2 separate regions of the Homo sapiens genome follow, and region 1 is linked to region 2. Evidence: chromatin loops called from intact Hi-C (ENCODE). Cell type or tissue: breast epithelium. All regions are shown on one strand. Region 1 has its middle 61 kb from the start of KCNK12. Region 2 overlaps STPG4 (sperm-tail PG-rich repeat containing 4).

Region 1 (4,000 bases), 540 kb before region 2:
GGGCAGCAAATCTTAGGTTGCTAGTTGATCCTGGGGATGCTTGCAGGTCACCTGGTCAACGTGGTTGTCAGAGGCATGCTACCTGTTCTTTCTAGAAGGGAGACCTCACAAGGCCACATAGCTACTTCTACTGGTGGAGAAAGAAGCTTGGGAGAGTCTGTAGGGCCAATGCACCCACTGAACAGCTACTGTTAGGTAGGAAAGGCATTTAGGCAACAGGGGTAGACAGCTCAGCGTAAAGGGGACCCATAAATCCTGCCAAGAGAGCCCTGTGATGACGGAGGTGTTCTGAACCTGTGCTGTCCAGTGAGGCAGCCACCAGTCACATGTGGCTCATGAGCACTTAAAATGTGGCTAGTGTGGATGAGGAACTGGTTTTTAAACTTTATTTAATTTTAATTCATTTAAATTGAGGTTTAAATAGCCGCATATGGCTCTGATTGCGGCATTGGATAGTGAGAATCTCACATTACCAACCACATCCCAGTGCTGGAATGGAGGCAGCTCTGGGTGAAATGGCTGCTCTGTCTAGTCCTGAGGGAGGTCTGGGTGCTTTGTAAGTCAGAGGCTGGGGATTTGAGGCTTCCTGACTCCTTCCAGCCTCTTCACTGCTCTGGGAGGATATCTCCGAGTTATTTCACAGCAGCGCTCCTGCTCCGGGGCTGTCAGCCTTGTCTGGTTCAAGGTCAAGGGCCCTGTCTGTGGCTTGAATACAAGCTCAGCTCTATAGCTCTGGAAGGATTACAGGGGAAAACCAGGGGTGAAGGGGTCTCATGTCCCTAACTTGGAGCACAGGCAAGCTTCACAATTGTCCCCTCATACTCACCTCCCATTTCCCACTTAAAAGATAAAAAGGAAAACATATAAAAAAAGGAAGCTATTCTAAATGAGGACATTTTTAAAAAGCAAGAGCACAGATACTGTAAACATCCAATTGTTGGAAAACATAGGAACCCTCAGCTAGCCAAACAGGGCTGCCCCAAATGGTCCAGCAGAATCCTTGGGAATAAAAATCCCTCCCACAGGCACCAAATAACCTTCAATTATTTTGACGCATTCAGTACTTCTCTGCCAAGGTTGACAAATGACATCCAATCTCAGCTTCTGCCCAGGCTGCCCTGGGCAAGGCTGAAGGCCCGAGGCACCAGCCCCAAGCTCCAGCCCTGCCTGAGGCCAGGGCATCAATCAGGTGTAGGAGCAGATCTAGGGTAGGGGGCTGGGCTGGGCTGGGTGAGGGTCATGACTCAGCTGAGAAAAAAGGGGGCACTAACTCCAGCACCAGGAAGATCTGGAAGGGTAGGAGGAGACCAAACAGTGATGCAAGCCTCAGGCTGGCTCCCTTGGAAGTGGGTCCCACAGGGAGGGGAAGGCATGTGGCTGTTCTAAGCCTGAGTGCCCCACTTACCCGGCCCTCCAGGCAGGATATGGTCAGCCTGGGCCAGATTGTAGAGCATCCACAGGTGTCATGGAAAGATGTCTGCATCTCACCCTGTAGAAAATGGAGTTTGCGAGAGTGTTAGGCAGATTTGTCAATAGCTGGCTTTTCAGGCGTCCTGAAGAGCTGTCTATGTTGTCCAGGGGTTGGGGGTCTGGATCTTCTCTGAACATTAGGAAAGCCTTCGTCTCTGGGAAGACGATCTCCTGTATGGGCCATGGGTTACACTTGAAGGGGAGCAAGAACAAACTGAGGCCTTGGGGAGAAGCAGGTTGCTGAGAAGGTAGTAACAAAGCTCATTCCTCCCTCCCATTCACACACCAGGCCGGCTGTCTAAAACAGAGAATGGTCACATAGGGCAGCTCTAAAGGTCAGAATGCTCTGGTTACTATGGTCCAGAATGATAACGGAGTGGCTATGGCCCTTAAGGTAGAAGTAGAGCTTTTGATAGCCTAAGGATAAAGAGTGGCAGAAGAGCTATGAACAGAGGTGTCCCCACCATGTAGCTTTGCAAAGGGTGGTGATAAGGGATGACAAAGATCTCAAGCCCAAGGATACAGCAAGAGGCAATCCTGACATTCAGAACTCCCAGCGCCCGCCTCCTCCTTCCCTCTCCTAGAGAGGCTGGGTGCTGCCAGGTCAGCGTCTCCGGGTGTGACTCATGTCTCAGCCACCCTGCCTGGGACACTGGCAGCCACCCCCGCCCTTGCAGGCCTGCTTGAGACATGGCTGCTCACTCCTTTTATTTATTCCCTGTTCCTCAGCCACCTCGCCTCAGCCCACCCCATGACTAATGGGCTCCCACCACCCACCCTGGGGCATGCTGAGAGGGCATCACCAGCACTGCAATTATCTGGATCATTCAGGCCCAAAGGCTCTCTCCACCCCCAGCCCCCAGCACCAGCTTTGTTCTGAAATTATCCGCATCACCCCGGTGATTCCGTCGCACTGTCTACACATGAGGTGAATCCACAGCCTCTGGTTTTAAAGGACAGTGCTGGGCTGGCCAGTGATTTCTTCACACCGGCCATGTCACCAACTACTCGTGCCTCAGAAACATGGTCATTTTAGAGCTAACAGGATCTTAGAAATGACTTCAGCCAGTGATCCACACCAGAAGCACCAAGCATCTTTAAACACCCAGACATGTCCAGGGAACATCCCCAGAGATACCCCAGAACTAGCTCTAGATGCATGCGTGTGTGTGTGTGTGTGTGTGCGCGCACGCGCGCATGTGTAAAGCACCCCTGTCCTCCTGGTTGGGAACCTTTGCTGTGATCCACCCCCCTCATCTGACCCAGAGGGAGAAGTATCTTGCCCAAGGCTCAGGCTGATTAGTGGCAAAGCCAGGACTGGGTGTGCCTGCCTCCCTTCTCCTGAGCACAGAAGGGCTTAACTCACTGGACAGGTATTCAAGTCTCCTCACCCCCTCAGGCTTGCCCATCATCTATGTTCCTGAGCTCTCCCCTCAGCCTTCTGGTTCTATCATTACTCTAGCATGAAATTTCCTCACCACCTCTCATGTCCTTTTCCTCCTGGAAGCATCTCCATCCATTCCCCATCGCTATCCATCCCCAGTTCCCAGCCTAACTCATCGGGAACTTTTTTTTTTTTTTAAGACTGAGTCTCACTCTGTCGCCCAGGCTGAAGTGCAGTGATGCGATCTCAGCTCACTGCAATCTCTGCCTCCCAGGTTCAAGCGATTCTCCCTGCTTTAGCCTCCCAAGTATCTGGGATTATAGGCATGCACCACCAGGCCTGGCTAATTTTTGTATTTTTAGTAGAGACGGGGGTCTCACCGTGTTGGCCAGGCTGGTCTCCAACTCCTGACCTCAGGTGATCCACCCGCCTTGGCCTCTCAAAATGCTGGGATTACAGGCGTGAACCACTGTGCCCAGCCCACTAAACCTTTTTTGTCCATGCCTGGGGCAAGTTGCATCTGCTTGACAGTTCAGTTAGCCACAGCACTGTGACACTGACTCTGGGATTTTACAAGTTGTAACTTTGTCTTTTTCTTTAGGAAGCTCTGGAAGTTCAGGGAGCCTTCCCCATCCTCTTGCCCACAGAGGTGCTAAGTGAATGTGGAGATGTGAGTTGATGTGACATTGTAATGTCCCACACCTAGAGGAAGGATGCTCACCTTTAGATGTTTCTTTTTGGAGCTTTGCAATCTGGGCTCCCTTTACAGATTAAACACTGACATTTTCCATTTGTGTAAACATTCACAACGAGACAGGCCTCCAGGCAGGCCAGCAAGGACCAGGGACTGGTAAGTGCTAGGGTCTGAAGAAGGAGACAATCCCTGCACTCCATGCTGACCAACACCATTTGGGAGCACTAAGCAGTAATAAACAAGGACAACTGGTGTCACCCAGCAGACTAGGAAACATCAAAGTTGTGATTTAAAAAAAATTAGGGAGCCAACTGGCAGCAAGCTCCTTCCTTCTGCTAGTTTCATCTGCAAGAACACAGGCTGGAGACAAGTGAGGCTGCCAAGCGTGGATACCTGGGAGGGTGGATACTGGCTTGCAGGCTCCTGCCAACTCCTGCACACTTGAAAGGGCA
Region 2 (4,000 bases):
CCAGCCCTGGGGAGGAGTGTGTGCAGGCAGGAAATGTCAGGCTTACCAAAGGCCTGTAATGTTATACAGCATTATGACCCATCAGAAGTTGGAACCAATAAGCCAGGCTTCTTCGCGGTATGACAGAGACCTAGGAGCTCTCCAGGAAAGTCTGAGTCTTTTGCAGCAAGATGAAAGCTCCTGGCCTTGGCGACATCCCGTAACCCACTGGGATCACACTTAACAAGACAGCCCTGTTACACCAGAGCCTGGTTTGGCATCTGAAAGCCAGGCAGATAGCTCAGCTCTTGCTCAGCACCACCCCAGCCCCTCCTATCTCCGTTTATTCTTTTGTGGTGTTTCTGTTTGGTTCTGCCTATATCCCTCACTGGACTCCAAACTCCCCAGAGGCCAAAGAGAGTATTTTATTCATCTGTGTAATAATCCTTACAGCTCCCGTTGGTTAAAGTTGCCCTCAAATAAAAGCACAATTAAATAGGGCTTCTTCAAAGGGAAGAGAATGATATTCTCATCAGGAGGGTTGAGATGTAATCATGTACCAGAGCTGAGGAATAGATACTGTAAAGGTTCCCTGTTGTTTCTTTTGACATCAAGTTCTAGGACTCCAGGAAGGTGACTATTCTGTTCTCCCCTGGAGACAGAATTTTTGTCAGTGGTCTTTGAAAGGCTTAGCTTTGGTAAACCCACAGTTGCCAAAGCATGACCCTGACAAAAGCAAGGTTTAAGAAATGGCCCATTTGATTTGTGGAAGAGATGCTTAGTGCTGCTTGGTGAATCCGAGGCCTCCCTCTGCACACGTATCATACACAATGTGAGACCCAAGGTCTAGATCACACTTGAGGATCCCCAGTAAAGGAGAGAGCAGAGTGCTCAGCTTTAAGGAAGAGGAGAACATGGTTCAAATGTCCCTCTTGTTTTAAACACCCTCCTATTGAACTGGGTTCAGAAATGGCACATCCCGAGCCATCTGTCCACTCAAGCCGTCCTCGGATGGGGCAGCAGTGGGGACTCTGCTAGAGCTGTTGCCCGGCCATTGCAGGGCCCGGCCATGAGCAGTCTCAGAATAGTCACGGCTTTGCCGCAGCATGCCTGTGGCTTTGGAATATGAACTTGGGCTTATATCCACTTCCTCAGTGCTCCCTCTTAAAGATCCCATCTGCCACATGTGGAATAGCGTTCAGTAACTTCTTTCTGCAGCACATCTTAGTCCCTGTGATTCAGATGACCAAGTCCATGCAAGGAAACTGCTGGATGGGATGGCCATGCATCATGCTTCATCAGCCTTCATGCCTGGACTCCCAGGCAGCTTGAGACCAGGAAGCTTTAGAAAGCAAAGCCGCATTAGGCCTGGGGAAAAGGGGCAGGTCGCTCCTTAGCCATTCTGCAGATGGCCATCATAGGTGTGGAATCAATGGTCGCACACTCAGCATCATCTCTTGCCCCAGCTACTCATCTGGCTTCAGAGCACTGCATCTTTATGGCCAAACTGAGAGGCTCCTGCACAAACTGTTCCTGTGCAGATTTTCTTGGCGTTTTGCTTCTTTGTGTTTATTAGGGCTTAGATTTCTTCAATGTGAGTACAGAATTCACACCACACAGAGAGCCTCACCCTGACAGCAACCTCTGTCACACGTATACATCAGTTTGAAAACATGACTGTTTTCATCTCTCTGCCATGAGTTGTAAAAATGATGAGGGGCATCTATCCCTTGATTATCAGATGTGTGCTTGGCTGATAATAACAGACTCCATTCATGGTGGAGTAATTGAGAATGGCAGCCCCAATTACATGGCTGTGCCACCTGCCAGAGAGAATGGGAAAGCCTTGCTTTAAATCCTGTGGAAGGGCCGGGTGCGGTGTCTCACACCTGTAATCCCAGCACTTTGAGAGGCTGAGGCGGGCAGATCATGAGGTCAGGAGTTCGAGACCAGCCTGGCCAATATGGTGAAACCCCATCTCTACTAAAAATACAAACATTAGCCAGGCTTGGTGGCACGCACCTGTAGTCCTAGCTACTTGAGAGGCTGATGCAGAAGAATCGCTTGAACCCAGGAGGCGGAGCTTGCAGTGAGCCGAGATGGCGTGACTGCACTCCAGCCTGGGTGACAGAGTGAGACTGTCTCAAAAAAAAAAAAACAGAACCGTGGAGGGTCTGCAGTGCAGTGCTTCTTCTGCGAAAACTGTGGTGCTCATTTGTGGCCAGCCTTACCTATTATAAGGATCTTACAGATACATGTCCCTATTATGACCTTACTGCTGGCTCTCTCTCCTCTACCCTCCCCTCCCTTTCTCCTCCTCTCCCCTCTGCTCCCTTTCTCCTCCTCTCCCCTCCCCTTCTCCCTCCCCTCCCCTTCTCCCTCCCCTCCCCTTCTCCCTCCCCTCCCTTTCTCCCTCCCCTCCCCTTTTCTTTTCTTGGGTCTCATTCTGTTTCCCAGGCTGGAGTGCGGTGACATGATCATGGCTCACTGCAGCCTTGACCTCTGTGGCTCAGGTGATCCTCTCACCTCAGCCTCCCAAGTAGCTGGGACCACAGGAACACACCCCCACAACTGGCTAATTTTTATATTTTTTAGAGACAAGGTCTCACCATGTTGCCCAGGCTGGTCTTGAACTCCTGACCTCAAGTGATCCACCAGCCTTGGCCTCCCAAAATGCTGGGATTACAGGCGTGAGCCACCATGCCTGGCCTCTTTTCTTCTTTACCTAATTTCCATAGTCATTTATCTATACATTAAGTATCTTTTTTTCTTGTTTTAGGAGTACTTGTGTTCATTGTAGAAAAATTAGAAAATGCATATAAGCAAAAAAAATTTTTTGTTTGCTTTTTATTCAACACACCACTACCCCAAGAAAACTACTGTTTATGAACATTCTGAGATAATTTCATTCCAAGTTTTTTTAATGCACATTTGTTCAGCTTGCATTTTTGACTTAATGACATTTGGGAGTAGTTGTTACGTCTATAAAAACTCATCAACACTGGACTGCTGGATGGAAGCGTTGTAATTTATTGAACCAGGCACATATCATCCATTATTTAGTTTATTTCCCAGTTTTCACTTTTGGAAACAATGTTACAGTCTTTGTGGCTAAATATTTGCACACATTCTCAATTGTTTTCTTAGGGTGAATGCCTAAAACTGGAATTGCTGGGTCAAAATAATAAATATATGTCATCTTAAACTCCGTTTTGTGAAAACTTGAAAAACATATACAACTTAGAATACTGTATTGAAACCTCATATACCTAGTCAACAATTCAACAATGTTCAATTTTAGGCCAGTGTTTTGGGTTAATACTCCCACCCACTTCCCCTAACTCCTGCATTATTTAGAAACAGATCTAAGACATCATGCTAGAAAAACACTTATTTCTGTTTTTTGCCCTGTCCCACTCCTGAGGCAAGGAACCCTAGCTATTTGAAAATGGAGGGGGGAAAAAAGCGAATTACTAGGGGAAAAAAAAGATGAACATCATGTTAGCATTATCCAGTGTGGTGTTTGGGCTATTCCCATTTTCCCTGCCACATTCTAGGCTGAAGACTCATCATTTGTCTCCTGGTTTCCTGCAACAACCAATAACCACTCTCCTTTCTTCTTTCTCCCTCTCTGGATAGGCATATATGTTTTAAGCTGTTTCATATCTTGCCAGATTGCACTCTGGAAAGGCTGAGCGAATTTATGCTTCTGCCAGCATCATAAGGAGTGCTTGTGCTTGTTGTTAAAGCTTTGGCTTCCTTCTTTCCCTCTCTCCTTCCTTCCCCTCCCTCCCTCCCTCCCTCCCTTCCCTTCCTTCTTTCCTTCCTTTTCTCCCTCCCTTTCTTCCTTCCTCTCTCTGTTCTTTCTTAACCTGTTTTAATTTTTAGAACCCCCTTCCCCTCACCCCGTGGGAAAAAAAGGAAGTTTGTTTTTTAAATTAGAATGTATTTGGTTATAAATGAGGTTAAAGCCCTCCTTCCTCAAAGTTTGCTCATTGAACGTTTGTATATCCTCTTCATG

The links. A loop is a pair of places that touch in the nucleus more often than their neighbours do. Peaks named below come from ENCODE experiments on the same cell type or tissue, not always from the same donor. Only the 100,000 strongest peaks of a DNase experiment are listed, where the experiment ranks them.
Region 1: it touches region 2 in a loop (23-fold over the local background); 1 of 110 quality-filtered maps calls a loop at or near these places.

The regions. Positions count from the first base shown.
Region 1 is chr2:47,630,291-47,634,290 of GRCh38, reverse strand. It overlaps a transcript of MSH2 not described here. Among named protein-coding and RNA genes, the nearest start is that of KCNK12, 61 kb to the right of the region's middle. In breast epithelium, no CTCF peak of the experiment used is centred here; a DNase peak (open chromatin) is centred at 2,130.
Region 2 is chr2:47,090,937-47,094,936 of GRCh38, reverse strand. All of the region lies in intron 5 of STPG4 (sperm-tail PG-rich repeat containing 4), which reads left to right. Among named protein-coding and RNA genes, the nearest start is that of STPG4, 62 kb to the left of the region's middle. In breast epithelium, no CTCF peak of the experiment used is centred here; no DNase peak of the experiment used is centred here.